Regions from separate parts of the Homo sapiens genome. Here region 2 is linked to region 1. A link is an interaction called in ENCODE POLR2A ChIA-PET data of the cell type or tissue named here. Cell type or tissue: GM12878. All regions are shown on one strand. Each heading gives the region's core, and the rest is flanking DNA. Links, peaks and the distances in the headings are about the cores only.

The links. Peaks named below come from ENCODE experiments on the same cell type or tissue, not always from the same donor. Only the 100,000 strongest peaks of a DNase experiment are listed, where the experiment ranks them.
Region 2: POLR2A ChIA-PET joins it to region 1 with 12 read pairs; 4 of 35 experiments call an interaction of 5 or more read pairs at or near these places.

What each region holds. Positions count from the first base shown.
Region 1 is chr7:33,670,391-33,673,309 of GRCh38, forward strand. No RefSeq gene overlaps it. Among named protein-coding and RNA genes, the nearest start is that of FLJ20712, 54 kb to the right of the region's middle. In GM12878, for the core only: no CTCF peak of the experiment used is centred there; DNase peaks (open chromatin) are centred at 1,281 and 1,745.
Region 2 is chr7:33,748,766-33,751,684 of GRCh38, forward strand. No RefSeq gene overlaps it. Among named protein-coding and RNA genes, the nearest start is that of FLJ20712, 24 kb to the left of the region's middle. RefSeq lists an enhancer at 2,195-2,919. In GM12878, for the core only: no CTCF peak of the experiment used is centred there; a DNase peak (open chromatin) is centred at 1,606.

The DNA.
Region 1 (2,919 bases), core at 189-2,688:
CTTAACCTCTCTGGTTCTGCATCTATAAGTGGAATGTGATCAGATGTTCCCTATGGTTTTCTCCAGTCTTCTCATCTATAAATCTGATTTATTCAACAAACAGAGAAAGAGAGGTGGTGGTGGTAAGGAACATAGGGCTAGACATCACAAATACTACCTAATTTAGTTTTAGGGTTTATATTACAGAACTATGTTAGTTGGGGCTCTTCAGGCTGCAATTATGAAAATCTAACCTGACCTAAGCAAGCTTATATTCAAGTTAGGGGCTTTTATTGATTTCATGTTGGCAGCACATCATGAGTTCTAAGAACCTGGGAGGCAGCTGAGCTTCAGAAAAGGATCCTACAACTGGGACACTGAGAGCCTCCAAATCTCTGTCCTCTTGGTGTCTTTTCTCTACCTCTCCTGGGCAATTGTAGTCAAATGGTCTGTTCTTTCCTGAGGAACAGTCTTGCCCGTTTACCTATCCAGGTGGCAGAAAATGACTCTCGTAGATCTGATAGAAAATGTGTAGAAACTGATTTCCCTAGCTTGGGTCTCATTGGACCAGAGTGTGGGGGCATATAGTAGGGACAAGATGGCTCTCATGCACCTTTGAGGGTAGAGAGGAGCCATCACCTGGTATTAAGCCAGGTTGACTCATTCCAGAGGCTGAGAACCATGGCTCCCACTTATCCGAGGTGGTGGCTGAGATGAAGAGATGTTGAAGGACTTAGACATACTCAGACAGCAGTAACTGAAAGGATTAAGAATGAAACACAGATCTTGGCTTTTCATTCTGTCTACTTGAATATATATTGAATTAGATCTCATTAGGGGATCTAACGACTCATTTGAATAGATTCTGTAACAACTTTGAGAGGTAATTCTGTGTACAAGGAGAAGGAATCTAAGTGAATGACTCCCCCTACCCTCCCAAAGAGACATATCTTTTCCTATGAACATTTAATTGGTCAAAAACAAATTAAATTGAAATTGTTTCCCTACACAGTAAGCTTCCATTCAAACTCTAACATTATAAAACTGTCAGTAAAGCTTTTTATCAGTTTTGTAAGTAAGCAATCCATAGATCCCACGTTTCTTATAAATCTTAAATCTCACACCTCAGTCCTCAGGCTGGGGCTACAAGGTATCATTGCAGCTTCCTTGAAGCACCTTATGTCTCTACCAGTAGGATGTGATCTTGCTTGAGGGTCCCAGGCACTTGGAACTGTGGAATAATTTTCTTTGTGTGAAGCTGAGCTCAAACATGCTCTGTCACGCTTGATGGAGTTGTTTATGGGCTACTTCCTTTCAACCCCAACCAGCAGGCCCATGGCTGCATTTCACAAGCTATTAAAAACACGAGCACTCTCCTTTTTTGTGTGTGGTGTGTGTGGCATCTGACCATTTATTTTGAATACTACATATTTGGAAAAGCATTCAACAGAGAAAATGATGGCTTTTGGGGGATTCTGACTGTGCCCTGAGTAAACTAGACCTATAATCTGAAACATATTCACATTATGCAGGAACGAGGACCATGGTCTCTTGCCATGGTTTTTTTTTTTTTTCAATACTTGAAAGCTTCATTTCTCTGTTTTTGGGGAATTATGTTTTGATTTCTGTTTTCCATAGACAGTAACAGACAATCACCTCCCTTAATCATTCATGACCTTCCCTCACTGTTTTTATTTTGGCTCCAAAGACTTTCACTTCCTCCAAAAATACCCTCCAGACCATACAGCATTTTTCTCAGTAGCACTTAAACCAATACAGTCTTTTGTTAAACTACATTCTTACATTTTATGAAACACTTTCAGGAGCAGTTTATCATTTGATCCTCTCCTAAACCCTGTGAAATAGTTATTGTTCTCCTCTCCATCTTACAGATGAGGAAACTGAACTTCAGAGAGTTCCTGAAGGTCACACAAGGTGGGATTAGTGCCCAGGGCTTCTGTCTGCAGAGCCTGTTGTCTTTAATTTTTCTTTTCTTCCCTCCCTCCCTCCCTCCCTCCTTCCTTCCTTCCTTCCTTCCTTCCTTCCTTCCTTCCTTTCTTTCCTTCCTTCCTTCCTTCCTTCTTCCCTTCCTCCCTTCTTCCCTTCCTCTCTTTCTTTCATAATAATTTAGTACCAATAATATGGCAAATATGTCCCTGCCTCTAGAGGCTTAGTGGTTCATGGAAATCCAGTGGGATGTGTGAGGCCTTCTGGGAGGGTTAGTGCATTGGGCTTGGTTGAGGAGGCCATAGCTAACTGTGATTGTGCCTGAGAGTATCACACTTGATGTGCTGCAGAATATTCATGCTACCTTGATTACTCGCTCATGCATTCCACTAGGCCTGTTTTTTTCCCAGGTGAAAACCAAGCCGATGGCTACAGAACCTAGTGGGAGAGACTCTTTTGCCCTTCTATTTGACTCAACTGGCAATGTCTTAACCACAATATCGTGCTGATGTTAAAAGACATACTATGCTTCCATTTTTCTTTGCCTTTCCTTTGAGCTTAGTTTCAGTGACTACTGATTTTATTTCTCACTAGAAGGACAACTCGGTTGGCCTCCTTTATGTTCTAGCCAGGGGTCAACAAACATTCTTTAAAGGGAGGGCTTCAGGTGCAGGGCGAAGTGAGTGAGGCACTTGCTTTGGGTGCAACCTACAAGGAGGGGGTCAAAAACTCAGTAAACAAGATAAAGAATATCTTACTGCAATATTTTAAATAATCAAAATTAACACAAAATTCCAAGATGAAGAAAATGTCAAGATTTTAAATATGGACCAGACACTTGCAGTGCCCTGCAGAGCTATGCAGGAATGTGAGGCAAAAGGAGCAACCAGGGATACTGCCCCCTAGCTAGAGTGTTGGAATCCTACTTAGGATTTTGTCTTTATTTGGCTTCATCATTCTCCAAAGACCTCAAAACTGTCCTCACGCTCTTCC
Region 2 (2,919 bases), core at 179-2,678, 78 kb after region 1:
CTTGGGGCCTCCTTCAGGTAGGAAGGCCCTCTCCTCCTTCATCTTAGCTTCTCCCCTTTATTACGTCCCTTTCAGGATTCAAACACACCCTCAAGTCTTAAAAATAAACAAGAACAACAGATCAGCAAACAAACCCAGCATCAAAATCTATTCGAGAGCCCAGTGTCCCAGGCCCTTATCCTGGAACTGGCTGAGCTCCAGGACAGGAATCCAACTGATGAAAGCCTCACTCTAGGGGATCCAGAGCAGCTGGAGGAATGCGTCCCATGGCCTCGCTGCACCGGGCAGCCACTGCGGCCGTGTTGCCTGGTGGCCATCTTTGGGAAGGGGACACCCCCTCAGCAGGATGCTGCAAAGGGAGAGTTCTGAAGGCAGAATCTATAAAAAGATTCTGTCCATATAAGCTTAGTGAGTGCTTCTCAAAGTGTAGCCCATGGGCCACCTACATCAGAGTCTCCTGGGGACATCTGGCAAAAACTTTTTTGGATTCCTGGACCCCATTCTATTGAGTCACAATCTCTGGGGAGTGTCTGTAAAACCTGCATTAAAAATTTCAACTTTTGGCCGAGCGTGGTGGCTCACGCCTGTAATCCCAGCACTTTGGGAGGTCGAGGCAGGTGGATCACGAGGTCAGGAGATTGAGACCATCCTGGCCAACATGGTGAAACCCCGTCTCTACTAAAAATACAAAAAATTAGCTGGGCATGGTGGCGGGTGCCTGTAGTCACAGCTACTCGGGAGGCTGAGGCAGGAGAATGGCGTGAACCCAGGAGGCGGAGCTTGCAGTGAGCCGAGATTGAGCCTCTGCACTCTAGCCTGGGCAACAAAGCAAGACTCTGTCTCAAAAAAAAAAAAAAGCAAATAAATAAATAAATAAAAATGTTTTTTTCAACTTTTATTTTTGACTCAGGGGGTACATGTGCAGGCTTGTTACACGGGTATATTGCATGATGCTGAGGTTTGGGGTATGAATGATTCCATCACTCAAGTAGTGAGCATTGTACCTAATAGGAAGTTTTCCAGCCCACATTCCCCTTCCTCCCTCCCGCTTCTAGTAGTCTCGACTTTCTATTGTTCCCATCTTTATGTTCATGTGTCCTCAATGCTTAGTTCCCACTTATAAGTGAAAACATGTGGTATTTGGTTTTCTGTTCCTGTATTCATTTGCTTAGGATCATAATCTCCAGCTGCATTCATGTTGCTGCAAAGGACCTGATTTCATTCTTGTTTATGGTTGTGTAGTATTCCATGGTGTATATGTACTATATTTCCTTTATCTAATCCATCTTTGATGGGCACCTAGATGGATTCCATGACTTCACTATTGTGAATAGTGCTGTGATGAACATATGAGTGTGTGTGTCCTTTTGGTAGAAAAGTTTATTTTCTTTTGGGTTTATACCCAGTAATGGGATTGATGGGTCAAATGGTAGTTCTGTTTTAAGCTCTTTGAGAAAACTACAAACTACCTTCCACAGTAGCTGGCCTAACTTACATTCCCACCAGCAGTGTTTAAGTGTTCCCTTTTCTTTGCAACCTCCCCAGCCTCTGCTATTTTTTGACTTTTTAATAATAGCCATGCTGACTGGGGTGAGATAGAATCTCATTGTGGTTTTGATTTGCATTTCTGTTATGACTAGTGACAATGAGCATTTTTAAAAATATGTTTCTTGGCCACTTGTATATCTTCTTTTGAGAAGCAGCTGTTCATGTCCTTTGCCCATCTTTTTTTTTTTTTTTTTTTTTTTTTTCTGAGACGGAGTCTTGCTCTGTAGCTCAGGCTGGAGTGCAGAGGTGTGATCTCAGCTAACTGCAACCTCTGCCTCCCAGGTTCAAGCGATTCTATTGCTCCGCCTCCCATGTAGCTGGGATTACAGGTGTGCACAACCATGCCTGGCTACTTTTTGTATTTTTAGTAGAGATGGAGTTTCACTGGATGTTGACCAGGCTGGTCTCGAACTCCTGACCTCAAGTGATCTGCCCACCTTGGCCTCCCAAAATGTTGGGATTACAGGTGTGAGCTACCGCTCCCAGCCTTGCCTGTCTTTTAATGAGGTCATTTGTTTTTTGCTTGCTGATTGAAGTTCCTTACACATTCTGGATAGTAGTCCTTTATTGGATGCATAGTCTGCAAATATTTTCTCTCATTGTGCAGGTTGTCTGTTTACTTTGTTGCTATTTTCTTTTGTTGTGCAGAGCCCTTTAGTATAATTAGGTCCCACTGTTGTTTTTTTGTTTTTCTTACAATTGCTTTTGGGGACTTAGCCATAAGTTCTTTGCCAAGGCTGATGTTGAGTAGGTGAAATCTGCATTATTAACAGTTCCCTAAATTACTCTTATGTGTACAAAGCAGCCTAGACCCTGAGAGATGATTAAATGATCTTCAGAAATTCCATTCTCCTCAGAATAACATTCTGTTCTTTTCTGGAAGACAATAAAAAAGTGGAGAAGCTCAGCCTTACCTACTTCTCTCCCTGAGAACTACTAGGGGAGACCTGGGCACGTATCTTCGAAATGCACGGGCCCCCCTTGCTCTTTGATATCTGATGTTCTGGGAGAACACGTATAGGTTCTGACAATGTTTAAAACCTCCTAGTAGGGGCACAACAGTCTCTGATAACACACACATGCACACACACACACACACACACACACACATGGATTCTAAACATGCAAAAAATTCCTGTAAGGCCTGGTAGATATGATGTCAGAAAGAAAAACAATTGCAATATCTTTTGTGTACTATGTCACAGAACTGCAGCCAGGGAAGGGGTTAACATGTTATTCTCTGCAGGTAAGTTTCCTCTCTCTCTCTCTCTTTCTCAATCCATTCTTTAAAGGGCTGGGTAAATCATTGGTGGAGCTGGGCGGGATAGCAGGCAGAGGGAGGGTGTTCAGGCTGCATTTTAGGGGAAGCTG